Linked DNA regions of Homo sapiens: region 2 is linked to region 1. Evidence: read pairs that join two places in POLR2A ChIA-PET (ENCODE). Cell type or tissue: OCI-LY7. All regions are shown on one strand. Links, peaks and the distances in the headings refer to the core of each region. The heading gives the core; the rest is flanking DNA.

Region 1 (14,840 bases), core at 4,976-7,475:
GTCTCAAAAAAAATAATAGTAATAAAATAAAATTTTTAAATGGATCATATTACCACATTGGGGTTGTTGAGGATTTTGAATAATGCATGTAAAATATTTAACATAAAGGTAAGCTTCAGGCTAGTTCATGGTAGACTTACTGGGTTCTGATTCAATTAACCATATAGCATATTTTGTGATTTAATTTAGTGTGGGCTGCCTGAATCGTCATAGGGTAATGTTAATAAGCTTTTGTTTTTGCATTTCTCTGGAAGAATATTCTAGAAGCTAAGAGGGTCTTTTCTTTAAGTTCTCATATAAAACTTGAGCCAAGGTATGGCTCAGCATTCATTAAGAAACCAGAAAAGACCGGATGTGGTGATTCACGCCTGTAATCCCAGCACTTTGGGAGGCCAAGATGGGCAGATCACTTGAGGTCAGGAGTTCAAGATCAGCCTGGCCAAAATGGTGCAACCCCGTCTCTACTAAAAATACAAAAATTAGCTGGGCGTGGTGGCACGTGCCTGTAATCCCAGCTACTCGGGAGGCTGAGGCGGGAGAATCACTTGGACCCAGGAGGCGGAGGTTGCAGTGAGTGGAGATCGAGCCACTGCACTCCAGCCTAGGCAACAGAGCAAGGCTCCATCTCAAAAAAAAAAAAGAAAAAAAAAATTAACTCCATGTGATTTTGCACTGAAGATTTTTTAAAATTCCTTGTTTTGCATAATAGTAAGGCTTGCTGTTGATCAACTTTATCTTAAAATTAATAGAAAACAGGATGTTAATTATCTGAAAGTTCATGTTTTCTTTCATCAGATACTCCGACTTCGTTGTTCATGAAATAGGAAAAGATGGACGGATCAGCCATTTGAATGACTTGTCCATTCCAGTGGATGAGGAGGTAGAAGTAGCTCTTTAGCAAATGTCACCTTCTGTATAAAAATAGCATTTCCTAGAGATTTAGAAATATAGAGCTTTATTAAACTTGAATTCTATGTATGATTCATTGTGAGTTCTCATGGTTATTTTAAAGGACCCTTCAGAAGACATATTTACAGTTTTGACAGCTGAAGAAAAGCAGCGATTGGAAGAGCTCCAGCTGTTCAAAAATAAGGAAACCAGTGTTGCCATTGAGGTAACTAATGCAAAAATATATGAAAAATTATTTAGGGTTTTAGTTGCTTTTTGGGTGGATGTTAAGTGTTTATGGAAAAAATTACAATGGTTAACAAAGGGTGACTTTTTGCTCTATTGGATCTAAAGGATATTACACTAAAAAATTTTTTTACTGGGGCAGATAACTAGTATCCCAGATAAACTATAGCCCCCCCCAAAGTTACATTTTTGTTTAAAAACATTTTTATTTGGGTACAGTGTTACATGCTATTCCAAAGTCCTAGCTACTCCGAAGGCTGAAGCCAGAGGTTTACTTGAGCCCAGGAATTGGAGACTAGCCTGGACAACATAGTGAGACATCATCTCTGAAAAAAAAATTTAGGGACCACAAATGAACAGCGACATATGTTGTTTAGAATCCCAGAGTACCAATTATACCACAATGTCCGTTGTAACAGGACCACCATTTGCTGTCTGTCAGGTATGTGACCCAGGTCAGATTCTGGCTTCAGCAGCTTCTTGGCCTCAGTTGGGACTCTGGGAAGGGGAGGAAATGGGGAAAGGAAGTAGGGGAGCATTTATTTGCTCATCGTGGGTCAATTCTGCTATTGAAGAAAAGGAGAGCTCAGCTACTAAGTAGAATAGTAAATTTTGTTGTTAAAGCTTTTGTTCGCCGGGCACGGTGGCTCACACCTGTAATCCCAGCACTTTGGGAGGCCAAGGTGGGCGGATCACTTGAGGTCAGGAGTTCAAGACCAGCCTGGCCAACATGGCGAAATCCCGTCTCTACTAAAAATACAAAAAAATTAGCCAAGCGTGGTAGCGCAGGCCTGTAGTCCCAGCTACTTGGGAGGCTGAGGCAAGAGAATCTCTTGAACCTAGGAGACAGAGGTTGCAGCGAGCAGAGATCATACCACTGCACTCCAGCCTGGGCGGCAGAGCGAGACTCCATATCAAAAAAAAAAAAAAATTATGTTAAATTAATTTTGTACTACATTTTAATGAGCTATGGGGTTTTCGGTTGTCTGAAATTCCCCCTCCCAGCACTCCTAGTTAATAAGCGTACTACAACTTTTCAGAATTCATTATCTGCTCCTTGTCTCCCTCCTTACCTGAGCTTCCCAAAAGCGTGTGGTATTGCAATGTTAGAAATCTTCCATTACTGAAAAAATCTTTAGACAAAACCTTTAGCAATGCCAAGAGGAAAATTCCTGGCAGATTTCTAGAGCAATCCAGAAGGATGGTCCAAGTTTCCTTTGCTTGTACAATGCAGAGGTTTATCTTAGGCTTATAATATGTATTTTCGTATACATGTGGTAAAATTTACTATTGTCTTAAAAACTGAGGTTTTCCTATCTACTGAAAGTCTGTACATTTAAAAGGCATAAACTATGGGCAAGCTTCCTCATTTGTAAAATGAAGATGGACTTTCTGAGTTTTTGAGGTCTAAACATGTATTCATATACACAAACTGTCGTTCTCCTTGCTATCAGTAATTTCAGATCTAGACTCACTTTTTGCTATGAAGAAGTCATTTACCTGTAATCGTAATGTAGTTTGGTGGATTTTTTTCATTTTTTATTTTGTTGAAGTATCATTAAGTTGCTGGGCGCAGTGGCTCACACCTGTAATCCCAGCACTTTGGGAGGCCGAGGTGGGTGGATCACCTAAGGTCAGGAGTTCGAGACCAGCCTGACCAACATGGAGAAACCCCATCTCTACTAAAAATACGAAAAATTAGCTGGGCGTGGTGGCGGGCACCTGTAATCCCAGCTACTCAGGAGGCTGAGGCGGGAGAATCACTTGAACCTGGGAGGTGGAGGTTGCAGTGAGCCGAGATCGTGCCATTGCACTCCAGCCTGGGCAACAAGAGTGAAACTGTGTCTCAAAAAAAAAAAAAAAAGTGTCATCAAGTTTAGCCAGTAGCAGTTGCAGTGTATCTCGATGTTTTCAGCTTGCAGGTTACAACCCATTAATGGGTCATGAAATCAGTTTAGTAGTGGATCTCAACCAGCATTTTTAAAAAATGGAATAAAATAAGGGCTGGGCACAGTGGCTCAGGCATGGAATTCCAGTACTTTGGGAAGCTGAGGTGGGCAGATCGCTTGAATTCAGGAGATCGAGACCAGCCTGGGCAACATGGCGAAACGCCATCTCTACAAAACATAAAAAAATTAGCTGGGCATGGAGGCACATGCCTGTAGTCCCAGCTTCTTGAGAGGCTGAGATAGGAGGATGGCTTGAGCCTGGGAGGCAGAGGTTGCAGTGAGCCAAGGTCGCATCACTGCACTCCAGCCTGGGTGACAGAGCCAGACCCTATCTCAAAAAATATATATAATAATAGCAATAACATAGAAAATACTTGTGCATTGCAAATAGTATGAATCTTGTTTTGTGAATTTTTTTTCGATTCTTAAAATGAGGTATATACACACACATTTGTGGTTGTATTGAGTAAAGAGGGAGGGAAAATTCTCAGTATGAGATGCACTCACACGCTGAAAATATCATGTAACTAGTGAGTTTATATCATGTTGATTTTTCTTTACTGTAAACCCATGTGCTAGAACCTCATTATAAAATAATTCAGAATATAATTCAATAAGAAGCAGCTGTAGGTTGGATTGTTCAAAGGACTGAGCTTCTCACATACCAAAAGGCCTAGCTTTGCCTGCATTTTCATGTAGGATCCCTAAGGTGTCTGTCCAGCAGAGACCCTGAGAAGGTGCATCTGGGTTGGTGGCCCATGGGTTTGACAGCCTGGATTTTAAATCCAGCTCTACCACCTTCCAGCTATATAACCGCAGACACAATTCCTCACTTCTAAATAGATATAATGGTGTTATGATGGAGAGATTACAAAGATTAAATAAAATGATGACCACAGTGCTTTGTACAGTGTCTGGCAGATGGATGTGCTCCATCAACAGGCTCCCGGGATTTGCAATATTGGGAAGCTCTGAAATATTTTTGAGACTGGGCACGGTGGCTCACGCCTGTAATCTCAGCACTTTGGAAGGCCAAGGCAGATGGATCACTTGAGGCCAGGAGTTTGAGACCAGCCTGGCCAACATGGTGAAACCCCATCTCTACTAAAAATACAAAAACTAGCCAGGCTTGGTGTTGTGAGCCTGTAATCCCAGCTACTCAGGAGGCTGAGGCAGAAGAATCCCTTGAACCCGGGAGGCAGAGGTTGCAGTGAGCTGAGATCACTCCACTGCACTCCAGCTTGAGCGACAGAGCGAGACTGTCAAAAAAATAAAAATAAAAGATTTTTGAAATCGTATGCAGGCACTTTTGTTATTTTGCGTAGTTAATAAGGTGAGCAGTGTTTTTACTAATTCACTGTATTACTTCCCTATTTAATGTTTGTTAACTTGGTGGTATTGCTATCTGTTTTTTTTAATAGGTTATCGAGGACACCAAAGAGAAAAGAACCATCATCCATCAGGCTATCAAATCTCTGTTTCCAGGATTAGAGACAAAAACAGAGGATAGGGAGGGGAAGAAATACATTGTAGCCTACCACGCAGCTGGGAAAAAGGCTTTGGCAAGTAGGTGTCTGTGAGCAGCTTCCTCCTGCCAGGCAGCCGTGAGCGGCAGGCCCCGCTCCTCGTTAGCCTTGCCCGTTCGTGTTCAAGGGCTACTATAGTGCTGCTCAGAGAACAATATTGATCATGTCCCTCCTTCAGAGAGGGTGAGTATTGTCACTTCAGATGCCAGCGCAGTCCTGCAGCCTGCCTGGCAAGGGGCATTAGGTCTTTTATGTGAGTAAAGATTTGCTGAAATTATAGTAGTGCCTGAGAGAGAGTCTTAGGGATTTGATATGTTCCCTGAAGAGCAGAGCATACTGAGTGGCAATTCAAGAAGAAAATAGAAGGATTATTGCTCATTCTGTGTTCTTCATGGAGGAAAGAAAGCTTTCAGATGAACAAAAAACGCTTGTCACCTATCCCAGTGGCACATTTTTTGCAAGGCCCCTATATATATATATATATATATATTTTTTTTTTTTTTTTGAGACGGAGTCTCGCCCTGTCGCCCAGGCTGGAGTGCAGTGGCACGATCTCGGCTCACTGCAAGCTCCGCCTCCTGGGTTCATGCCATTCTTCTGCCTCAGCCTCCTGAGTACCTGAGACTCCAGGCACCTGCCACCACGCCTGGCTAATTGTTTGTATTTTTAGTAGAGACGGGGTTTCACCTTGTTAGCCAGGATGGTCTTGATCTCCTGACCTCGTGATCCACCCGTCTCGGCCTCCCAAAGTGCTAGGATTACAGGTGTGAGCCAGTGCGCCCGGCCAAGACCCCTGTATTGAAAGAGGCATATTTTTTTGCCAGGCCCCTATATTGAAAGAGCTTTTGCTTTCCAACTGTATCTTCTTCAGTCACACATAAAAAATATGGAATATATAGAAAGACACCCTTTTATCTCAGCCCATCTTTTGTTGTGTATCATTCATTTGAAATGGGCATAGTCCCAGTGAGTCACTGATATTTATGTTCTAATGTGTTATCTACAGCCACAAAAGTTTCTATTTGCATATAACCTTTCAGGAAAATTAGGTAATTTTTTTTTTCACCTACCAAATTGACAGATAAAATTTAAATGAAAATTACAACAAGAAAAAGTTATTTCCTCACCCTCCTCTCCTACTAGCGGTGGCCTGTATTAATGAACATTTATTCCTAGATATATTTGGGGCAAAATTCTAAGACCATATAACAAAAAACTGTTTATTTATTAGGGCTCTGTCAGTATTCTTTTAGGTTAATTCAAAAGATAATACTGTGATGGATGAAGCCTTAATTGCTTATAACCATGTTTCTAGTGAAATGAGAGGGTATAACAAAAAAGAGAACAGGAGGAAAGCTTCGCTGTGCCTGAGGAAATAATCTAGTCAAGGCAGCAAGTCTGGATAGTGCTATAGAGATGAGATACCTGAGCAGTTCCAGAGGAAGAGGTGGAGATCAGAGGCCAGTTTTCAGTGAACACTGTAAAGAAAAGCCAGATGATGTGTCCTGGAACTGCTTGGGGCATGAGTCCTGAATTACTTTTTACTCCACAAACGAATGGTGTGGTTGCTGTGTGTTTCTTTAATGTCTGGGTCATGGTATAAAATGTCACCTGAGCAGCCTTTTTTCAGCCAAGGTTGCTCAAAGAGGAGTAAGCCCAGTGGAAAGTGATTGGAGCCACTGTTGGTTCAGTTCTCCCAAGGATAGTGTGTAGCTAGTAACTACTGTAGATGGAGAGGAGAGGTGACTTCTACAAACAGCCATGCCTTGGGGCACTTGGTCCTAATTCTCTCAGGGAACCCAGTTGGGAAGGCTGCTAGGGAGTTATTTTTTGTCAAGAAACAGCCCATGTTGGTCAGCAGTGCTGCCCATTATGAAGGCGGGAAGACAAGGCAAGGTCTTACTCTGCTTGGTGTGGTCATGAGGAAGCAGGTTGGAAAAAGCAAAAACTGTTTTTTTGACTGGTGGCTTCTTGGAAGTGATAATCATTTCTTAGGATGCCGGGTTTTGTGAGAGGGTGGAGGGCATTTGCAGGCCAAAGCAGCCATTACAGCCTTTCTACCCATCCCCTTCATTAAACACAGCGCCAGGTCTCTCATGTTGTGTTTTTATCCACATTTTCTCTGCTTATGCGACACCCGCCTTTCTTTTTTTTGTTGTTGTTGTTACGAAGTTTCCTTAAGATTTTACAAGTGAAGTACTGAGCTGTGCGATGTGAACCACCCTTCCCCATTTTCGTTTGGACACCTTCAGTAAGAAAGGAATTTCTCACTTTAAAAAGAAGCAAGAAGGAAGTCAGATTGGATCAACTCCCTCTTGTATAGAGAACCACACTTCTTGGGCTTGTGGTGTTGTGACATTTCTTCAAAGATGGACTAAATCTCTGCCATCTCTCCCACCTCCTCATGGAAGGCCACCCCTGGCACAGATGGGCACTTAGGAGCCTGCATTCATTTTTATAGACCCCACTCTCCCCAAGCTGAGAGTGGCCTAAAGTGAACACCCCTAGGAAAGGAGGAAGAGCTGGTATCCAAAGATTATTGTTCATGGCCCTCTACCAGCGACAGCTTGTCCTCCTGAGCCATCTTGCCTAGCATTTGAATGATTTAGCTTTTAAAGTATCATTACAAAGCTTTGTAATTTACAGTTTTTTTTTAGCTGTATTACTACCAGATCCTGATAGAAATTGTTATTATGCATTATCTAGCAGATTCACAATATTCTTAACCTGAACTTTTCTCAGATAGAACTGTGCATCCTAAAACATAGATGTGGTGGATTCTAAATCATTGTTCCCAAACACCACAAATTACCAACTATTTAAACTCAGACATTATTTTATGTGTTAAGCCAGTCTGATAGGGCACATTGCTTTACCTACCAAAATGTATATGTGATTTTTTTTTAAAATACCATCTAAACTATCATAACATTACTGATAAATTAATTTATATTTTGAGACAGTATACATTCCAAATGCTTCTAAGAACATAGTTTTTAAAGACTTATGTAAAAAAAAGAAAATTCTGCCATGTGATAGGTACAGGTTCTCTATACTTTCTGAAATGAATGGTCCCCAGGAGGGATCCCTGTATGTAGGAATCCATAGAGACTCAGGAGGAAGAGCTAGACAGGTACAAAGAAGCTCTCTGGGAAAGACTGGTGTTATAGAATCCACAGGAATAGGGAATCCCAATAATCAGAGTGATCAATGGACTACCATTGCTTCCATTCCTGTGGCAATGGAAAATGCTACAGATAGGTCCAGCAAGATAATTACTCTGAAACCTGTCTATCAGTTTAGCAACATGGAAGTTGTTGGTGTCTTTTCACCGGAGCATTCTAGTGGAATGATGAGGTTGGAAACCAGTTTACATAGTAGGTTGAGATGGAAGGTAGTATATACAGACTGCTTTTTCAAATAACCTGCAAAGAGGAGAAGAAGCGAACATAATTAAGGAGAGGGGAACATAGGTTAGGCTTTTAAGATGGAAGAGCTGTGAGTTATTTATATATGCAAGGGAGACAATGGAGGGCCAGGCGCAGTGGCTCACGCCTGTAATCCCAGCACTTTGAGAGGCCGAGGCGGGCAGATCACTTGAGGCCTGGAGTTCCAGACCTGCCTGGCCAACATGGCAAAACCTCATCTCTATAAAAAGAAAAATATATATTTTCAAAAAGGAAAGAGACAATGGAGAGAGAAGGTGAAAATTCAGGGAGGCAAATAACAAAATAAAGATAATGGATGGAGTAGGATCCCTGAAAAAGCTGAAGGTTGGTGTGCAGGGGTGTGATGGTGGGAATGACCTTGAATAAGAAGGAAGGAATGTTCCGCATGCTACCCCATCTTTTCATCTTTCTCAGCTAGAAACATTTTTCCTTCTTTATTCATGGAGATGTCTGTGCTCAATAAATCAAACTTCCTGAACTTGGTTTCCCTTTTATCTGGTTTCCATTTCTGCTAGACTGGGACTGCCTTGTTAGGCCCTCAGAAGCTGGATGCAGCCTTCTTCAAATAGGAACCATATTACCCAGCCTGGGAATTCTGTGCATTTGCAGTATAAATCAGTGTCTCAAAAATGTCTGCAAGTTATTTTAAATTCATTCAAATTGTAAAGCTAAGTATATGCTGCTTAGCATTCTTAGGGGGTGGAGTTTTATAAAGTCACACAAATTGCCCAAAATAAATGGAGACTCATTGATTTTCTGTTATTTAAAATATTCCCAGTTAATCAATGCATATGCTTACTATTTTGTATATTGAGTGTACTTAGAAAAAGAATGCATACTTGTATCTGTTGTTTGCAAAGGAGATAATTGTATGCATGCTCAGTGCTTGGATTTGCTAAATAGAAGATGCATGCTTGTGAGCCAAAACTCATACTCTGTTGTCATGGTTTCTCTTAAGGTATAGCAGCATTTAGTTTTTGAGTCTTGTGGCTTCATTTATTTCTTGTCATTATACTTAATTATGAATACTCCAAAGGGGTAGTTGAGAAAAATGTAGCTACACTTCATCAACTTTTATCACAAGTGTTTTTAAAGTTTTTATTATGGACATTTTCAAACTTGCAGTCAAATAGAGGAAATAGTATATGGAACCTATGTACCCATAAACCATCTTTAAGATTATCAACATTCTGTTGTTTTATTGATTTATCCTTCCTCCTTTTTTTTCTTGCTGGAGCATTTTAAAGGAAATTCTACATAGCATGGCTTTTCACTCATAAATATTTCAGTATCTATTTGCCAGATGAGGACTGAAACCCCAAACTATTATCACATCCAAAAACATCAACAATAATTTCTTCCTATCACATACCTATTGCATATTTGGTTTTGCTGTATCTCAAAAATGTCTTTTTTATATGCAGATGGCTTGTTCAAAGAATGATAAAAACAAGGTCAGAACATTGCACTCATTGATAAGCCTCTTAAGTCGTCTCTTAAATCTTTTTTAATCTATAAAGAACTTAGCTGTTTTCTATAATATTTAACATTTTTCAAATTTAAAAGTCTTTATAATTCAATGCAAGAAATTCATGAAACGCAGAAAAAGCAAAGCAATAGTTACTTGTCTCACTATCAAAAAAAAGATAATCACAAATAGCATTTTGGTACATGTCCTCCCATATTTAAGTAAACAGATCTCTTTTTGGGGAAGCATTTACTATCCTTAAACCTTTTGCTTCATCTCATGGGTACAGACAGTGCAGCTTTGAGCGTGAACTAACATGCCCATTGTGAAGGGATTGAGACAAGGAGGCTGCACCTGTAGAAGAGTTTTCTACTTGTTCACTGTTTGCCTCTAAAACATTCCATTGTTAATGTCTAAATGGCTGTTAACCCACCGCATAACTACCGGGTGCTGTAGAAGTCCTCAGTGTAAACTTAACCATGCGATCATTTGCATGTTCACCTCTAAAGCACTTTAATATTATAAATTAAACATTGCTCTTTTGTGCTCTTTATGCTGTGCATTTGGACAGAGGTCAGAACTGCAGCAGGTAAGAGCATTTGGCATTTCATGTAGATAAAGTGAAATGCCAAAGATTTTGTCACAAGTGCTAAGTATAGACAACTTTGCTTAACTGATAGTGAGCTGGAAGGAAAACCGAAAATGATATTCCTGCTCAACAGTTTTCTGAAGAACTTGTGAGGAATTCACACCAAGGACTAAAGAAATACTTGTAATACTTTTCTGTCCAAGACAGAAAAAACTCACATATTTATCAAGAAGGAAGGGTGATTCACTAAGCATACATGCTATGGCAGTTTTCTGAAATGGTTTATGGAGTCTTTTGTTCTTTTCATTGTAACTTATCACTAACTTACCAAACAGTGCTTTTGCCTTGACAAAGCCAGGTATCCAAGTACCAGCTTCGGTACCAGCAGTATCTTAAGCCTCTGAAGATAAGGGATTCATGAGTTCATGAAAAAGGATTATTTTTAAAAGAAGAGGACTCTTTCTAGGAATTGTTGTATGAAACATTTTTTCAGTTTTTCTTTCATGGAGTTACAGTAATCAAATGAACTAGATGTGTTGTTTAAGTAACAACTGCAGCTCTGTGCCACACAGGACTCATGAATGTTATTGTACAGCGTCTATAAAGTGCAGTTTAGGCTTACATATTTTTCCCAAAGTACTTAAAAAAAAACATTTTGAGCAGCTTAAATCTAAAGCATATATATGTATGTGTCTCTCCCTCTCTCTCTCTCTCTCTCTCTCTCTCTATATATATATATATATATATATATATATATGTGTGTGTGTGTAGATATGCATACTTTTTTTTTTTTTTGAGACGGAGTCTCGCTCTTGTTGCCCAGGCTGGAATGCAATGGCACGATCTTGGCTCGGTAACCTCCACCTCCTGGGTTCAAGCAATTCTCTTGCCTCAGCCTCCCAAGTAGCTGGAATTACAGGCACTCGCCACAATGCCCAGCTAATTTTTGTATTTTTAGTAGAGACGGGGTTTCACCATGTTGGCCAGGCTTGTCTCAAACTCCTGACCTCAGGTGATCCGCCCATCTCAGCCTCCCAAAGTGCTGGGATTACAGTGCATGGGATTACACTCGGCCTAAATCTTACATTGTTTAACACAGGATTGAACAACTGAAGTAACACTAGCTGCTCAGAAGTTAACATTTAACCTGGCTTAATTTTTTTATGTTCTTTTTTTTAATTAAAAATGTTTTTCTTTTATTTATTTTTTGAGACAGGGTCTTGCTCTGTCACCCATGCTGGAGTGCAGTAGCATGATCTCGGTTCACTACAACCTCCACCCTACATGTTCATGTGATCCTCCCACCTCAGCCATCTGAGTAGTTGGGACCACAGGCGTGTACCACCATGCCTGGCTATTTTTAGTGGAGACGGGTCTTGCCATGTTGCCCAGGCCAGTCTTGAACTCCTGAGCTCAAGCCATCTTGCCCGCCTTGGCCTCCCAAAGTCCTGAGATTACAGGTGTGAGCCACCGTGCCCAGCCACATTTTAGCTTTTTATTTTTAATATGGATAGATAATGTTAAGTGTCCAATTACAGGAAATGTAATACCTCTAGTCCACACAGCTATAACCACTTAACCTGTATTTCTTTATCAGACTAGAACTGATTTTCCACTCAAAGGTTCTATAGCGAAAAATGAGCTCTTACATCTATAACTTTTATTATGGTATATATAATGTTAATTCTTTTGCTTTCAAGATCCAAGAAAACATTCTTGGCCAAAATCTAGGGGAAGTTACTGCCACTTCGTACTATATAAGGAAAACAAAGACACCATGGATGCTATTAATGTACTCTCCAAATACTTAAGGTGAGTTACTGTTGTTATGCCTATACAAAATCAAAGCAACAGAAACGTATATTCCTTTTTCCATGCTAATGGAAAAAGGAGCAGGAGGAGCACAGATTACAGATAGTAAATGCTCCTCCCAATGATAGTTTTCTTTCTTTCTTTCTTTCTTTTTTTTTTTTTTTTTTTAGACAGTCTCACTCTGTCACTCAGGCTGGAGTGAATGATGGTATGATCAGGCTCACTGCAGCCTTGACTTCCTGGGCTCAGGCATTCCTCCTACCTTAGCCTCCTGAGTAGCTGGGATTACAGGCGTATGCCACAATGCCAGGCTAATTTTATTAGGTTTTAGAGACAGAGTCTCACTATATTGCCCAGGCTGGTCTCGAACTCCTGTGCTCAAGCAGTCCTCACACTTCAGCCTCCCAAAGTACTGGGATTAAGAATTGCCGATCGGCCTGGCGCAGTGGCTCACACCTGTAATTCCAGCACTTTGGGAGGCCGAGGAAGGCAGATCACGAGGTCAAGAGATCGAGACCATCTTGGCCAACATGGTGAAACCCAATCTCTACTAAAAATACAAAAATTAGCTGGGCATGGTGGCATGTGCCTGTAGTGTTAGCTGCTCAGGAGGCTGAGGCAGGAGAATTGCTTGAACCTGGGAAGCAGAGGTTGCGGTAAGCCGAGATTGTGCCACTGCACTCCAGCCTGGCAACAGAGCAAGACTCCATCTCAAAAAAAAAAAAAAAAAAAAAAAAAATCACTGATCATGGATAGGAAGTGCATTGTTTCTTCCAGGCGTGAGCCACTGTGCCAGGCCGTGAGGATAGTTTTCTTAGGCAATGGATGAATTAATTTTTTTGACCCCCACATACGTAGTGCCAATAATTCAAGATGAAAATTCCATAAGTAAATGATTCGCATGCAGCTGAGAGTTAACAATCTGGTTGAAAATAAAAATTAACTTTCTCTTTTGAAAGCCTATACTTATCCTTTGACGTGGTTGCAGAGGTTGGTTTTGCCAGACTGGGAGCTCTCAATTCCTGGAGACTGACTAAACCTGAGACCGGTCTGATTTTCTAACAGGAATGTAAATATAGCAGAGACTGGATCTCTGGGGATCGGCAAGGTGCCAAAGCTTTTCTTAAAAATGGAAGTGGCTACACACCACAGCAAGTCTGTATGCTGTGGAAATTTGGTTTCCAATATATATTTAACTCATTTTAAATATGGAAACAGTGTATTAATTTGCTAGGACTTCCATAACAAAATACCACAGATCAGGTGGCTTAACAGAAATTACTTTTCATATGCTTCTAGAGGCTAACAGTCCCAAGCTCAAGGTGTCGGCAAGTTTGTTTTTTTTCCGGAAGCCTCTCTCCTTGGCTCGCAGATGGCTGCCTTCTCACTGTGTCTTCATGTGGCATTTTCCCTGTGCACGCACACCCCTGGTATCTGTGTGTGTCCCCATTTCCTCTTCTTAGGAGGATACCAGTCAGATTGGATTAGTGCCCACCCTAAATGGCCTCATTTTAACTGAATCACCTCTTTGAAGGCCCTATCTCCAAATACAGTCACATTCTGAGGTCCTGGGGGGTCAGAGCTTCAACATACTAATTTTGGGGGAGACACAGTTCAGCCCATAATACACAGTACCCAATTAAGTAACATTTATTTTGCTCTATTTATTAACTCCCTGGGAGAGAGTCTGTGCTACTATGCCTGTACCTGAGCCAGAGAGAACAGACGATTCTTGACAGGAATAGGTGGGTGGGGAGGGAGTTCCTCCAAGATCGGGAGTTGAGGATTGCTCAGGATTTAAGAAATCCTTCCTGGCTTTTTCCTTCTCATATGGAACGGTTAAGTTTATAAAATACTTCTTAGTTAACTAGGTTACTTATTATCTTCATATCAAAACTATTCAGATCCCAGTTTTAGCATTTCATTTGGCTTTTTTCATTTTTTAATACAAAGCAATAGCAGCATGGAAAATTCACACAATAACTTTTTAAAAACTGAAGATAAATTTTCATAGTGGTACATTATATCTCTAGAATGCATTTTTCTTTGCTTTCACTGTCTTATGTAATGTAATGAATTGTAGATGATGGATAGGAAGTGCATTGTTGCCTTTTTTGTTGCTGGCTAGCCAAGTCTTTGAACAACATCAGTTATTTACTAATAGCCACAAATGTTTACACTGCTAAGAAAGGAATTATTGACTGGGCGCAGTGGCTCACCCCTGTAATCCTAGCACTTTGGGAGGCCGAGGCGGGTGGATCACCTGAGGTCGAGCATTCAAGACCAGCCTGGCCAACATGGCGAAACCCCATCTCTATTAAAAATACAAAAAATCGGCCGGGCGCGGTGGCTCACGCCTGTAATCCCAGCACTTTGGGAGGCCGAGGCGGGCGGATCACGAGGTCAGGAGATCGAGACCATCCCGGCTAAAAAACGGTGAAACCCCGTCTCTACTAAAAATACAAAAAATTAGCCGGGCGTAGTGGCGGGCGCCTGTAGTCCCAGCTACTTGGGAGGCTGAGGCAGGAGAATGGCGTGAACCCGGGAGGCGGAGCTTGCAGTGAGCCGAGATCCCGCCACTGCACTCCAGCCTGGGCGACAGAGCGAGACTCTGTCTCAAAAAAAAAAAAAAAAAAAAAAATACAAAAAATCAGCCAGATGTGGTGGTGCATGCCTGTAATCCCAGCTACTTGGGAGGCTGAAGCAGGAGAATTGCTTGAACCCAGGAGGCAGAGGTTGCAGTGAGCCAAGATTGTGCCGCTGCACTCCAGCCTGGGTGACAGAGAGAGACTCCGTCTCAAAAAAAAAAGCGAAGAATTATTTGGCCATCATTTACCTTTTTTGTTTTTTTTTAAAGAGAGCAGGTCTTACTACGTCACCCAGGCAGGAGTGTAGTGTGCAGTGGCTGTTCAC
Region 2 (14,840 bases), core at 5,972-8,471, 560 kb after region 1:
CATTCACTTACATATTCAACAAATATTTTATAAATGTGTACTATGTACCACATGTTGTGCCAGGTGCTGAAGACAAAGCAGTGGGTGAGATAAATCCAGCATCTATCCTCCTGCAGTTCAGACAGTGGCTCTTAGCTTCTGTGATTGGCTGAAGCCATTTTTGTTCAACACATGAAAGAGCACTTAAATATTCTTTCCCAAAGACCTCACAGCTTCAAAAATACCAAAATACCACCATCTTCCCAAGGTGAACACTAGACTGTGAGTTTCTCCTCATTTTATGGAAAGTGATGGGAAAACACCCAGATGATTTTGCAGTACTCCTGGTGCTTCATTCTCAGGGGCAAAATTGGGCATAAAACCTAGGTATCTAGATCGTGTCTGCAAAGGAAGCAATTGCTCTAATTCTGATAATCGGCCTTTCCTTTACATGCCTCTGAGACAGGGTCTTGCTCTGTCGCCCAGGCTGGAGTGCAGTGCCACAATCTCGGTTCACTGCAACCTCTGCCTCCTGGGTTTAAGCGATTCTCAGGCCTCAGCCTCCAGAGTAGCTGGGATTACAGGTACACACCACCACACCCAGCTAATTTTTGTATTTTTGGTAGAGATGGGGTTTCATCATGTTTGCCAGCCTGGCCTCAAACTCCTGGCCTCAAGCAATCTGCTCGCCTCGGTCTCCCAAACTGCTGGGATTACAGGCGTGAGCCACCGTGCCCAGCCTACATGCCTCTTCTAAATCAATCATGTTTCATGATTGCAAATTTTGCATTTATTTTGTGCTGGACTCCCAAGTTCTTTTATAATAAACAATAGTCACCATTTATTAAATATTCACTAGGTTCCAGGCATCCAGGCTAAGCCCTTTACACTAAATCATGTAGTCTTCCCAATTATAAGTACCATCATGGTAGCCATTGTATAGAGGAGAACACTGAGGCTTAGAGAGGGTCAATAAAATTCCCGAGGTCACACATCTAATAAGAGCAGACATGATTAGAGAAGTCACATCAATAGAGGTACAGAAGTCTCTGGTATGATGAATAAGCTATAGCTCAAGTATTAATAGTAATCATTAACTTCTTTTTTCTTTTTTTTTTTTTTTTGAGATGGAGTCTCTGTTGCCCAGGCTGGAGTGCAGTGGCACAATCTTGGCTCACTGCAACCTCCACCCCCCAGGTTCAAGTGATTCTCCTGCCTCAGCCTCCAGAGAAGCTGGGATTACAGTGGCCACCACCATGCCCAGCTAATTTTTGTATTTTTAATAGAGATGGGTTTTTGCCATGTTGGTCAGGCTGGTCTCAAACTTCTGACCTCAGGTGATCCTCCCACCTCGGCCTCCCAAAGTGCTGGCATTACAGGCATGCATGAGCCACTGCGCTCGGCCTGTAATCACTAACTTCTATTGAGCATTTACTATTGTGCCAGGTACTAAGTGCTTTACGTATATTTATTAGAAGGGAAAAAGATTCTTCCTCATCCCTTACATTTCCTTCCATGTGGAAGAAGCTTCTCTGGCATGAGATTTCTGACCTGTCTCCCTGCTCTTTGACTCATTCCTGCCCAGGAGGGTGGTGGTGGTGGTGAAGAGGGTGGTACAGGAAGAGGAGCAACTTCTCAATGGAGACGCTGGGGAGGAACTGGAGATGCATAGCTCAGCCCATCTCTGTCCTCTTGGCAGCCATCCTCCTCCAGAGCATGCTTTGGGCTCTGCTCTCCCAGGCTCCACTGTTTACAGGGACAGTTTCCAACTGGGGGGCATGCCCCAGCCTGCGTGGGTACCCTGCCTAATTCTGGCATTCACTTACCCACAAATGTAAACCATGGACTCCTATATAAAATGTATCAGTGATAAAGTTGATGTTTTGATCCCATTTGCTTTTTTTTTTTTTTTTTTTTTGAGATGAAGTCTCGTTCTGTCACCCAGGCTGGAATGCAGTGGGGTGATCTCGGCTCACTGCAACCTCCACTTCCTGGGTTCAAGTGATTCTACTGCCTCAGCCTTCCGAGTAGCTGGGATTACAGGTGTGTACTACCACACCCAGATAATTTTTGTATTTTCAGTAGAGACAGGGTTTCTCCATGTTGGCCAGGCTGGTCTTGAATTCCTGACCTCAAGTGATCTGCTTGCCTTGGCCTCCTAAAGTGCTGGGATTACAGGAGAGAGCCACTGCTCCTGGCCAATCCCATTTGTTTTTATTTCTCCTTGCCCAGCTCTTAATTACTCAGAACTTGGGAAGGGAAGAGAGGTTTCCTCTATTATAGTCTCTCAAATCTCCAAACTATTAACTCATTTAATCCTAACAAAAATTCCATTAGAGGACAGGGAGCAATGGCTCATGCCTGTAATCCTAGCACTTGAGAGGTGCAGTTGGGAGGATCTCTTGAGGCCAGGAGTTCAAGACCATCCTGGGCAACATAGTGAGACCCTGTCTCTACCAAAAATTAAAAGAAAAAAAGAATTCCATTAGAAAAGTACTCTTATTATCCTCTCAGATGAGGAAACTGAGCATTTGGCCTTTTGGTTGAAATACAAATATTTGCTCTCAGTCCAGGATCAGATGAAATTAAAGCATATAAGAGTGTTTGCAAACTGTTAAAGCTATGTATACAGAAGGCAATGAGGGTGGTGGTTCTGGCTTTCACACCCACTGGCAGTAGGACTCTGAGCAAGTACTTTCCGGACTTTAGTTCCTTTATCAGGAAAGTGAGGGGTGGGAGAGGCTGATCTGTGCAGATCCTTCCTGTTCTAACGCCTGTGACCACGAATCAGTGATGACTAGCCATTGACTGTTTTCTCCTGGCTTCCTCTGCGTCATTGAGGACTTTTGGATGCTGACTTTTCCCGATTGAGCTAGGCCCAGTCCCTGGGGAACACAGGCCACCTGAAACTCCCCCTCGTTGAATGGGCTGGGCTCAGTCATCTGAGGTTTGCTGCTCGGTTGCCTTTGGTTGCTGCAGCAACATAACACACGCCCACACTTCCGTTTCTGAGAGTGCGATGAAGGCTGATCTCCTCCTGTCGGCCACAGGGGCTCTCCCAGGCCCTGCCGCTCACAGTACTTCCTGGCTTCCTCACAAGGCCACCCGAGGGGAGGGGAAAGAAACCCACTAGTCATTCCTCGGGGGTTGTGGGAGTTGAAGTGAATACTTCCCCGGAAAAAAAAAAAAAAGGCACATCTCCATCAGGTCAGCACTGAGGGGCTAAAATCTCAAGAGATTCAGACTCAGTATTAAGAGACTGATTTGGCTGGGCGCAGTGGCTCATGCCTGTAATCCCAACACTTTGGGACGCCGAGGCGGGCGGATCGCCTGAGGTCAGGAGTTTGAGACCAGCCTGGGCAACATGGTGAAACTCCGTCTCTACTAAAAATACAAAAAATTAGCTGGGTGTAGTGGCAGGCACCTGTGATCCCAGCTACTCGGGAGGCTGAGGCAGGAGAACTCCTTGAACCCGGGAGGTGGAGGTTGCCGTGAGCCAAGATAGTGCCACTGCACTCCAGCCTGGGCGACAGAGTGAGACTCTGTCTCAAAAAAAATAAAATAAAATAAAGACTGATTTAGAACAGTGTTTGTGAACAGGATTTCTGCTTGCTGACGCCGTTGGAAGAGCCTGTGTTTTTGAAATGATTGACGTCATGAAATCTAGTTTGGTCACCAGGATATGGGGTTGACAAAGACCTTGTGGCAGGCCTTTACTATAAGTTTCATCTAATTCTGAAATTCAGTGCTTTCACACCGGAAGTGAGCAAAATAACAAAGAACAGAAAGTGGAAAAAACATTCTGACCTAGTGGAAACTATCTTTTGCCCACCTGCATTCCTGCAAAATAGCAGTCAAATTAGCCCAGATATCTACCTTTGAGGGGGTCCCCAGATGGTGTATCTCCCAAAGGGATTTTGTCGATGAATTTAACGCCCCAGTTATTCAGAAGAGAGTTCTAAAGGCATTATTAGAGGAACCTGAGGTTGTTTCTCTCTGCCTCCATAACAAAATAGCTCACTCTTTTGCACACCTGAATAAAGAAACTACACTGGGATCAGGAAATAAGGGCAGAGCCAGGGCAAATTCCGAACCAATGCAAGAAAACCTTTAAATGCAATTGCCCGGATAGTTCTCCCATTGAGAGGAACAGGATGTGTGCTGGCTTTAGCCAAGAGGAATGGGCTAGATAAGATGAGCATAGATTTTGAACATGCAAAAGGGTGAGGTGACCAGAGGGAAAAGGCGAGCAGCCAGGATAAGAAGACTCCTCTGTCCTTCTGACCCTTGCCCTCACAGGACCTGCTCCTACCAGCAACCAGCAGACACTTCCTCACTTAGGTGGGGGACTGAGGCTGTGGCCCTTGATGGCATTGTTCCCAGAATGGAAAATGTGGGTGTTGGCAACCATATCAAAGGCCTCTGATTGTTTAGAAACCTTTACAGCTCTGATCACCAGACCGCAAAGCCCAAGGGCCGTTCAAGGCCTGTGGAAACTTTGGAACAATAGACTTGGCCCCCTGCCTATCTGTTTTCGTGGCTTTCTGAAAGAGGTAGACGGGGCCTCCAGCCACTCTACGCTCCAGCCCAACCATCAACCTATCAATCTTCTTCAAGCCGGTTCTCACAAGCCAGCACTGGTTAGAGATCGGAGCTGAGATGAGTGCACTCTGCTCTTCAGAGACTGAGACTAGATTGAGAAGAAGGAGGTACCGGATCAGCGTACAAAGTCCAATGGGTGCCAAAAGACTCAGCAACCATGATAAACAATATTTTAATGCAACCACTAAAAAATAAAAATAAAAAATTATCCACGATGAACAAAATATCAAAAATTTTAAAAGAACTGCACTAAAATATTTATCTTGTTTACTGAGTTTTTTGGCGGCCCCTTAAATTTTGCACCCATGGGCCCGGCATTGTGGCTCACACCTGTAATCCCAACACTTTGGGAGGCTGAGGTGGGTGGATCACCTGAGGTCAGGAGTTCAAGACCAGCCTGGCCAACACAGTGAAACCCGTCTCTGCTAAAAATACAAAAATCAGCTGGCTGTGGTGGCACACACCTGTAATCCCAGCTAGTCGGGAGGCTGAGGCAGGAGAATCAGCTTGAACCTGAGAGGCAGAGGTTGCAGTGAGCCGAGATCGCTCCACTGCACTCCAGCCTGGGTGACAGAGCGAGACTCCATCTAAAAAAAAAAAATTGAATTTTGCACCCATGTTGAGTGCCTCCTATGCCTCACTCTAGTCCCTGCTCTGCTGTGAAATGGTGTGCTGTTGACAGGCACTCAGAAATATGAAACATGGAAATGCTCATTTTGATTATCAGGAGGTGAGGGTCCTCCAAGATGTGTGGAATGTGTTGCCCAGATAACCCAGGCCATGTTGCTTTTTTGTCTTTCTTTTTTAGAGACAGTGTATCACTCTGTTGCCCAGGCTGTAGTGCAGTGGGACAGTCATAGCTTGCTGCATTACTTCAAGCAATCCTGCTGCCTCAGCCTTCTAAGTAGCTGGGACTACAGACGCAAACCACCAGCTAATTTTCTAATTTTTTTTTTTTGATGGACTCTCACTCTGTCACTCAGGCTGGAGTGCAGTGGCACGGTCTCGGCTCGCTGCAACCTCCACCTCCTGGGTTCAAGTGATTCTCCTGCCTCAGCCTCCCAAGTAGCTGGGATTACAGGCATGCGCCACCACACCAGGCTAATTTTGTATTTTTAGTAGAGATGGGGTTTCTCCATGTTGGTCACGCTGGTCTGGAACTCCTGACCTCAGGTGACCTGCCCCCCTCGGCCTCTCAAAGTGGTGGGATTACAGGCATGAGCCACCGTGCCTGGCCTCTAATTTTTTATAGAGATGGGGTCTCACTATGTTCCCTGGGCTCGTCTCAAATTCTTGGCCTTAAGCGATCCTCCTACCTTGGCCTCCCAAAGGGTTGGGATTACAGGCATGAGCCACTGTGCCTGGACACATGTTTCTTAAGACCTAGGTGTTGAAGTTACAATTATGCCAGGGAATACAACTGGAAAGCTGCCTAGAAGAGCTGCAGTCCAGGCTACCCGAACCTTCCATAGGAGACTGGGGCAAGCGTCTGGGGGAGGCGGTTGCCTGCTTGGTATCATCTAAAAAGGATTGGAAAGGTTCCTTTCTCTAAGGGTCTCTTCTAGACATGCCATCAGTAGAGTTGTCAATCCTTTGGCTCTTGTAATTGTCTTGGTTTTAAAGAAACTTCCATTAAAATAATATAACTATCTCTGTGGTTATTATTGGCAGAGATCTTAGCAGAGTCTTACTTATTCATTCATTCAACAAGCATTGAGCACCACATACCAGGAATGCCCAGTCTAATGAGAGTGGCAAGGTGGAGGCCAGGGCAGGATGGCAGAGGGGCCACTCATTCGATTCTGATCTGCTTCCACCCGGGACTGCAACTGAGGAAGAGCAAGATTCAGAGCAGGTGCCTACCTGGGATCACAAGAGAGAGGTGCAGGAAGAGACAGGGAGAGCCCTCAAAACACTTCTCACTCCTTTCAGATGTACCTGGGCTATGCAGGGCTAGAGGAGGCAGCCAGCGATGGGCTTTGATTCATGGAAGTCTTGTTGCACAACTCTGGAGGCGGGGGCGCCATTCTCATAGAATACAATGTACCACTCAGGCATTGCACAGGATTGGGAAAGTTCTCTGGGAAGTGAAGCCTATCAGTAAGGTGGCAGGGGAGGGGAGTTTTCCCCTGAGGATATGCAGCTGTGCACCTGGCGGTTCTGTGGGTGGGATCCTGCTGTGTCCGGAATTGGTGGGTTCTTGGTTTCACTGACTTCAAGAATGAAGCCGTGGACCCTCGCCGTGAGTGTTATAGTTCTTAAAGGCGGCGTGTCCGGAGTTTCTTCCTTCTGGTGGGGTTCGTGGTCTCGCCGGCTCAGGAGTGAAGCTGCAGATCTTCGCGGTGAGTGTTACAGCTCCTAAGGCGGCGCATCTGGAATTGTTCGTTCCTCCTGGTGGGTTCGTGGTCTCGCTGGCTTTAGGAGTGAAGCTGCAGACTTTCGCGGTGAGTGTTACAGCTCTTAAGGCCGCGCGTCTGGAGTTGTTCGTTCCTCCCGGTGGGTTTGTGGTCTCTCTGGCTTTAGGAGTGAAGCTGCAGACCTTCGCCGTGAGTGTTACAGCTCACAAAGGCAATGTGGACCCAAAGAGCGAGCAGCAGCAAGATTTATTGCAAAGAGCAAAAGAACAAAGCTCCCACAGCCCGGAAGGGGACCGGAGAGGATTGCCACTGCCAGCTGGGGCAGCCTGCTTTTATTCTATTATCTGGCCCCACCCACATCCTGCTGATTGGTCCATTTTACAGAGAGAGGAGTGGTCTGTTTTGACAGGGTGCTGAATGGTGCGTTTACAATCCCTGAGCTAGACACAAAGGTTCTCCACGTCCCCACCAGATTAGCTAGATACAGAGTGTTGATTGGTGCATTCACAAACCCTGAGCTAGACACAGGGTGCTGATTGGTGTGTTTACAAATCTTGAGCTAGTACAGAGTGCCGATTGGTGTATTTACAATCCCTTAGCTAGACAAAAAGTTTCTCCAAGTCCCCACCAGTCAGGAGCCCAGCTGGCTTCACGCAGTGGATTCTGCACGGGGGCTTCAGGTGGAGCTGCTTGCCAGTCCCACACCGTGCGCCCGCACTCCTCAGCCCTTGGGTGGTCTATGGGACTGGGCACCGTGGAGCAGGTGGCGGCACTCGTCGGGGAGGCTTGGGCCCCCCAGGAGCCCACGGAGGGTGGGGGAGTCTCAGGCATGGTGGGCTGCGGGTCCCGAGCCCAGCCCCGTGGGGAGGCAGCTAAGGTCCAGCGAGAAATCGAGCGCAGCGATGGTGGGCGGCACTGCTGGGGGACCCAGCACACACGCTGCAGCCGCTGGCCCGGGTGCTAAGCCCCTCATTGCCCAGGCCGGCAGGACGGGCCGGCCGCTACGAGTGCGGCCCGCTGAGCCCACACCCACCCGGAACTCGTGCTGGCCTGCAAGCACCGCACGCAGCCCCGGTTCCCGCCTGTGCCTCTCCCTCTACACCTCCCCGCAAGCTGAGGGAGCCGGCTCCAGCCTCCGCCAGCCCAGGAAGGGGCTCCCACAGTGCAGCGGCGGGCTGAAGGGCTCCTCAAGTGCCGCCAAAGAGGGAGCCCAGGCAGAGGAGGCGCCGAGAGTGAGCAAGGGCTGTGAAGGCTGCCAGCACACTGTCACCTCTCGCTGCCCCTAGAGAGTTGGGGAGAGGGGCCCAGATGGACCCCAACTCTTTACTCTCAGCCGACATGAAGGGAGTTTGTTAGCCTTTGTGGCTCTGGCCCAGATCCAGGCTTTCTGGTGGCAGAGGGGCTGTGACCCTGATGAGGCAGCCTCCTTGGGAGAGAGAAGCCATTCTGTTCACTCTCCCTTTCATGCGCTTTCCAGGGGAGCTGGCCTGAGAGCTAATCATTGATTTAGCAGCCTGAGAAATGAAAGAGAGAGGGGAGGCCAGGAATGTTTCTGGATCCTCTGAAAGTGCTCTCTCTTTTAAAACAATTAACAAACATGTATGTAGAATTTTTACATACATTATCCTATTTCTTTTTCATTACAACACTTGTTAGGAGAGGCTCTATTATTCCCAAGGTAATTAAGTACCAAGAGGTGACAGAACTTCCAGATAATGGAGTCAGTAAACAGAAAATTTAGGTTGCGAACACTCCATCTGTGCCTCTTTCACCAGGCAGCTCAGGTCTAGGCACAGAACCAAAGGCTCCCATGCCTTAATCCAGACACCTGGAATCATTCTTTCCTCCCATCCTCCTTGCTCCTCACACATACCACCACAAGTACTTCCACCTAAAAAATATATATCAAACCTCATCTTTTTGACTCACTGCTGCTCCCTACTCCAGGCCACCCTCATTGCTCACCACCTTACAGATTTCTCTGCTGCTACTTTTGCACTCCCTTGGTTTTCTCTTTCTACCAGCTGTGTGACCTTGGGCAAGTTTCTTAACATCTAAGGACTGAGTGCTGTCTCTAAAATAGAAATGAGAATAACATCACCCTGCAGGTTGCGCTAAGAGTTCAGATGCTGTGCTTGGAATAGGGCCACCTGAAAGCATCTAGGATAAACCACTGTGGCTTAAGAATTATTTTGAGCTGAAGGCATTTGAGTTTCTAAAATCCCTTATCTGCCTAAAAACAGAGCCTCCCCAAAGAACTCAACTGTTGTAAATCACCTCCCCTAATCTCTGCTAGGCAAAGAAGGTTGGCACCATATCCAAGCAGACATTTGTCACAAAAGTATCATATCTTCCATCTATGTTGCTAAGGGCCCATGTATCTTTCCAAAGAGTAATTTGTTTTTCCCTAAGTGCTGTCCTTCACCCACTTTCTAAGAAGTCATTTGTTCTCTCAAAAATGTCCATCTGCCTCTCCCCATCCCCTGTTAGATGGTAATATATAAGCCCCCAAATTCTATTGGCCTCTTTGAATCACAGTTCTTTGTGAACTCCTTTGCATAAGTAAGTAATTAAATATATATTTTTTCCTCTTGGTAATCTGTCTTTTGTCAGTTTGTTTATTTATTTATTTTTGAGACAGGATCTTGCTCTGTCACCCAAGCTGGAGCGCAGTGGCACGATCACTGCTCACTGCAGCCTCAACCTCCTGGGCTCAAGCAATCCTCCCACCACCACCATGCCAATTTTTTTTTCAGCTAATTGTGTGTGTGTGTGTATAAATAGGATCTTACCATGTTGCACAGACTGGTCTTGAACTCCTGAGCTCAAGCGATCCTCCTTCCTCGGCCTCACAAAGTGCTGGGATTATAGGCATGAGCCATCACACCCAGCTTGTCAGTTTAATTTGCAGGCTCCCAGTGATTAAAGCTAAGTCGGTCGAGGGAAAGTTTTTGCTCCCTGACATTTCCAAGAGAAATATAAATGTCAGACATGTAACTTAAAGTTTAAAATTTTCTAGTGGCTACTATATTATAAGAGGTAAAAAGAAAAGTAAAATTAATTTTAATAATACAACACAATATAAATAGTATCCATTTAACATGTAATCAATATTTCTTTCTTTTTTTTTTTTTTTTTTGAGACGGAGTTTTGCTCTTGTTGCCCAGGCTGGAGTGCAACGGCGCGATCTCGGCTCACCACAACCTCCGCCTCCCAGGTTCAAGCGATTCTCCTGCCTCAGCCTTCCCAAGTAGCTGGGATTACAGGCATGTGCCACCACGCCCGGCTAATTTTGTATTTTTAGTAGAGATGGGGTTTCTCCAGGTGAGCCCGGCTGGTCTTGAACTCCTGACCTCAGGTGATGCACCCACCTCGGCCTCCCAAAGTGCTGGGATTACCAGTGGTGTGAGCCACCGCGCCCAGCCCGTAATCAATATTTCTAAAATATTAACGAGAATTTGCAGCACTATTCACAATAGCAATACATGGCATCAACCTAAATGCCCATCAATGATACACTGGAAAAAGAAAATGTGGTACATATATTCCATGGAATACTATGCAGCCATAAAAAAGAACAAGATCATGTCTCTTGTGGGAACATGGTGGAGCTGGAGGCCATAATCCTTAGGAAACTAATGCAGGAACAGAAAACCAAATACCGAATATTCTCACTTATAAGTGGGAGCTAAATGATGAGAACTCATGGACACAAAGAAGGGAACAACAGACAATGGTGCCTACTTCAGAATGAAGGGTGGGAGGAGAGAAAGGAGCAGAAAAAAATAACTATTGGGTACTGGGCTTAATACCTGGGTGACAAAATAATCTGTACGACAAACCCCCATGACACGAGTTTACCTATATAACAAACCTGCGCACATACCTCTGAACCTAAAATAAAAGTTAAAAAAAATTAATGATATTTTAATATTCTTTTTTCATACTAAGTCCTTAAATTTCAGTGTGTATTTTTACATTTACTACATAACTCAGTTTGGACTAGCCACATTCAAGTGTCCAGTAACTACACGTGGCCAGTGGTTGCCATAATGGGCAGCGCAGCCTTAGAGCAAGGCCTGGCTCATAGTGTTCCCTATTACCATGGTAGTTACTGTTACATGGACGCTGGGCCCCTTGGCCCTGCCTTAGTTTTCCTGTCTGCTCATTGGGAACCCTGACACTGTTAGCTAATCCAATTCTATCAAATAAATCCCAATAGAATTAGCATGTCTGTTGGGGCTCCGGGGGGCAAGTGGACATGTTTTGAGTAAGGAGGGTTCAGGAAATGCTCCTTTGAGTCAGGAGGAAAAGGATTTTCACATCACTGGTCCCTCCCACTGAGGAGGCAGCAGGCACCAGAAGCTTCAGTGGAAAGCAGTAACTAGAGAGGGGTTTCCAGGGCAGAGCTTGGCTACGCTGCCACGTTTGATGATGTCCTTCCATGTCTCTTTAAAAGAGTCTGGCCGGAAGCACCTGGGGCCTGGAAGAACGGTCTGCCCTTCAGCAGAGTTTCCTGCCCCTGTCTCCATGCCACCCTCCCCTGCCCACTTGCAGAAACAAAACGCTGTCTTCAAAGGCCTGTGTCAGGTGGACCAACTACTGGCCCACGCCCTGTGTGGCTGACCAGCCATTCCGCTTGGCTCATTGGAGCCGTAAGTGCCTCTGTTCTTCTGCTCAGGGCATCTCAGAGCCTTACCTTTGCCCTCCCAGGACCTGTGGCCCCAGCCCTGAGATGGGGTTCACTTTGGAGGCCCTCTGGCTTCTCAGGACTCCAGCTGTGTAGTATGCTGTGGCTGCCTTACCAAAGCACCACAAACTAGGTGGCTTAGAACAACAGAAGTATATTGTCTTGTAGCTCTGGAGGCTAGAAGTCTGAAAGTCACGTCTTTGGCAGGGCTGATTCCTTCTGAGATCTGTGAGGAAGCATCTATTGGAGACCTCTCTCTAGCTTCTGGTAGCCTCCTGCACTCCTTAGCTTGTAGACAACCTTCCTTTTGTGTCTTCACATCATCTTCTCTCCATCCATGTTGGTTTCTGTCCAAATGTTCCCTTTTTATAAAAACATCAGTCAAATTGGATTAGAGATGGGATTCAGAGAAGAACTTTGGTTGCTCCTCATTTTAACCTAATTACCTTGGTAAAGATCTCATCTCCGAATAAGGTATGTCAGGGCTCAGAAAACAGCAACCCAAAATGAAGGCCTCAGAAGCAACCAATTCCAGGTGGAGGTTATAGTGAGCCGAGATTGCACCACTGTACTCCAGCCTGGGTGAGAGAATGAGACCCTGTCTCAAAAAAAGAAAAAATGAAAGAAATTATCTGACCTACCTTGCTTGATTATAGTCATAAGACCCCCATTCCAGGGAGAGTCCTGCCCCACACCCAGAAGGAATGCCGGCTCAGGGAGGCCAAGAAGAATCTAGACAGAGAGGCCTTGCTGGGTTTCCCCCCTCAGTCTATTAGCAGTAGATCCCCTTTAGGTCCAATCATATTTCTACACGGTTGTCCATACTTTATTAAACTAAGCATAAAAATGGACAATTTCCCCTGCATCTTTGGGTCTTCATTGTGATGACTCCTGTGCATACATGTTAAATAAATGTGTGTTGCTTTTCTCCAGTTAACCTGCCTTTCAATGAGTTGAGTTGTCAGTGAAACTTGAGAGGGCAAAAGGGAACTTTTTCCTTGGCCTCTAGATGTCATATGCTGAGGTACTAGGGGTTAAGACTTTAACACAGAATTTTGCTGGGGTCATAATTCTACCTATGACAACAGTCTAGCCTCCTTCTGCAAGGGTAAATGTCCACTCTGTCATCACTGGGAATTCAGGAAGTGGGTGAACTTCTGAGGCTTCTGGGCTAGTAGTATTTGATAGAAATAATTGCTTAGTGGAGCTCACATAAATTCAGAATTTTCTGGAGCTACAGGCAGTACAGTGACCAACAAAACTCAGCCTTTGTGCCCTAGGAATTGTAATCCAATAGGACTTTTCTTTTCTTTTCTTTTCTTTTTTTTTGAGACGGAGTCTCGCTCTGTTGCCCAGGCCGGAGTGCAGTAGCACAATCTTGGCTCACTGCAACCTCCGCCTCCTGGGTTCAAGCAATCCTCTGCCTCAGCCTCCTGAGTAGCTGGGATTACAGGCACCCGCCAACACACCTGGCTAATTTTTGTATTTTTTGTAGAGGCGGGGTTTCACCATCTTGGCCAGGCTGGTCTTGAACTCCTGACCTAGTGATCCACCCGCCTTTGCCTCCCAAAGTTCTGGGATAACAGGTGTGAGCCACCGTGCCCGGCTCCAATAGCACTTTAACCAGATAATAAAATACAGGGTGAAAGGTACAAAGAACAAAGATATAGTCGAGAGAGTGCTTTCTTGTGGTTGCAAGATAAGTGACAGATTTATGGAGATTTGCTTTGAATAGTCCTTCTGATTCCAAAAGTAAAGATGAGAATGGCTGGGCATTCCAGGTGTAGAATTCCAGGGACAGGCGGGCATTCCACGGAAGACTAAATCACTTGAATGTCTGGGAGGTGGACAGAAGCAGCCAGGGTGAGAAAAGGGTAGGAGAGCAGGACACAGCCAAATGATGTGATGGCTTTTCCTGCCAGGCCAAAGAAGTGGCCTTTGATAGGCAAAGGGCATCCCTTGAGAGTTTTGTAGTAGGAGGGCAACAAAGCAAATCATCTGTCAAGGATATGAATCCCATTGGTAAGAATGGGCTAGGAGGAATTAAGGAGAAGGTGGGTGGGAAAGTGTAAACAGGAGGCTCTGACAGTTCAAATGTGAGAGGTAAAGGCCTCAGGGTAGTTGCTATGGAAATGGAAAGGGAGGAATGGGGGTGTGGGAAAGTGTTTGAAAAGAAAGAACCCAAGGCTGGGTGCGGTGGCTCACACCTGTAATCCCAGCACTTTGGGAGGCCGAGGTGGGCGGATCACTTGAGGTTAGGAGTTGGAGACCAGCCTGGCCACCATGGTGAAACCCCGTCTCTACTAAAAATACAAAAATTAGCTGGGCGTGGTGGCACGCTCCTGTAATCCCAGCTACTCGGGAGGCTGAGCCATGAGAATCACTTGAACTGGGGAGGAGGAGGGAGGTTGTAGTGAGTCGAGATTGTGCCATCATGCTCCAGCCTGGGCAAAAGAGCAAGACTGTGTCTCAAAAAAAAAAAAAAAAAAGAAAAGAAAAAGAAAAATCCCACAGAACTTGACAACGAAATAGATGTTTAGGAATGAGGGGAAAAAGAAAGAGAAGACAAAGATGGTTTCAGGTTTCCCAGTCTGGGCAATTTGGAGAGGGTGGGTACCATTAAGAGATTTGGAGAGGGTGGGTACCATTAAGAGAATGAGGCAGGTGAGTCAGGGGCGTGGCTGCTGGAACACTCCCTGCGGAGGGGAGAGGCTGGCAGTCAGTCCCTTCAATTGCCGAAAGCAGGAGTGACCTCTCCCCTTCCCCTCCCCTTGCCCCTTGTTCCTTTTTCCCTTGGAAGCTGTATCATTTAAATTAAACGCATTTAATCATTTAAAGGCACAGTATGGTCTCAAGGGTGTTCTTGATGTCACAATGAGGAAATGAGAAAGGGAAGGGCCTTAAAGTTATATCCCTTTCACGAGACTAAGGAGGAGGAGGTGATGAGAAACATGTAGTAATATACATCTGCAACTTCATTTCAGTCCAGTGCTGGGTCAGCACCCCCAGGACACCTTTGACACTGGACGTAGTGTCAAATGGGGCAAAATAGATACTTGCATTCAGTTCACAGGTCCTGGTATTTCTCCCTTTGAAATGCAGAAGATACAACTTTTGGTTCCTTATGAAAGCTTTTCGTCTCCTATGTGGAGAGGCTCTGGAGCACACCTGTGTGAATGTGTGTGTGTGTGTATGTGTATGCGGGTATGTGT

Evidence for each region. ChIA-PET counts read pairs that join two places held together with the same protein. Peaks named below come from ENCODE experiments on the same cell type or tissue, not always from the same donor. Only the 100,000 strongest peaks of a DNase experiment are listed, where the experiment ranks them.
Region 2: POLR2A ChIA-PET joins it to region 1 with 7 read pairs; 3 of 35 experiments call an interaction of 5 or more read pairs at or near these places.

Annotation. Positions count from the first base shown.
Region 1 is chr7:105,492,229-105,507,068 of GRCh38, reverse strand. It overlaps PUS7 (pseudouridine synthase 7), which reads left to right. Exons shown (of 16, transcript NM_019042.5): 3 at 796-880; 4 at 1,013-1,114; 5 at 4,505-4,649; 6 at 11,816-11,927. Among named protein-coding and RNA genes, the nearest start is that of PUS7, 23 kb to the left of the region's middle. In OCI-LY7, for the core only: no CTCF peak of the experiment used is centred there; no DNase peak of the experiment used is centred there.
Region 2 is chr7:104,933,350-104,948,189 of GRCh38, reverse strand. LOC101927902 (a long non-coding RNA gene) reads right to left here and starts at 7,246. Exons shown (of 2, transcript NR_187679.1): 1 at 6,520-7,246. RefSeq lists enhancers at 2,532-2,601, 2,834-3,128, 2,922-3,231, 3,542-3,591, 4,232-4,291 and a silencer at 12,979-13,143. In OCI-LY7, for the core only: a CTCF peak has its summit at 6,578; DNase peaks (open chromatin) are centred at 6,569 and 7,269; H3K4me3 peaks cover 1,292 bases; H3K27ac peaks cover 1,342 bases.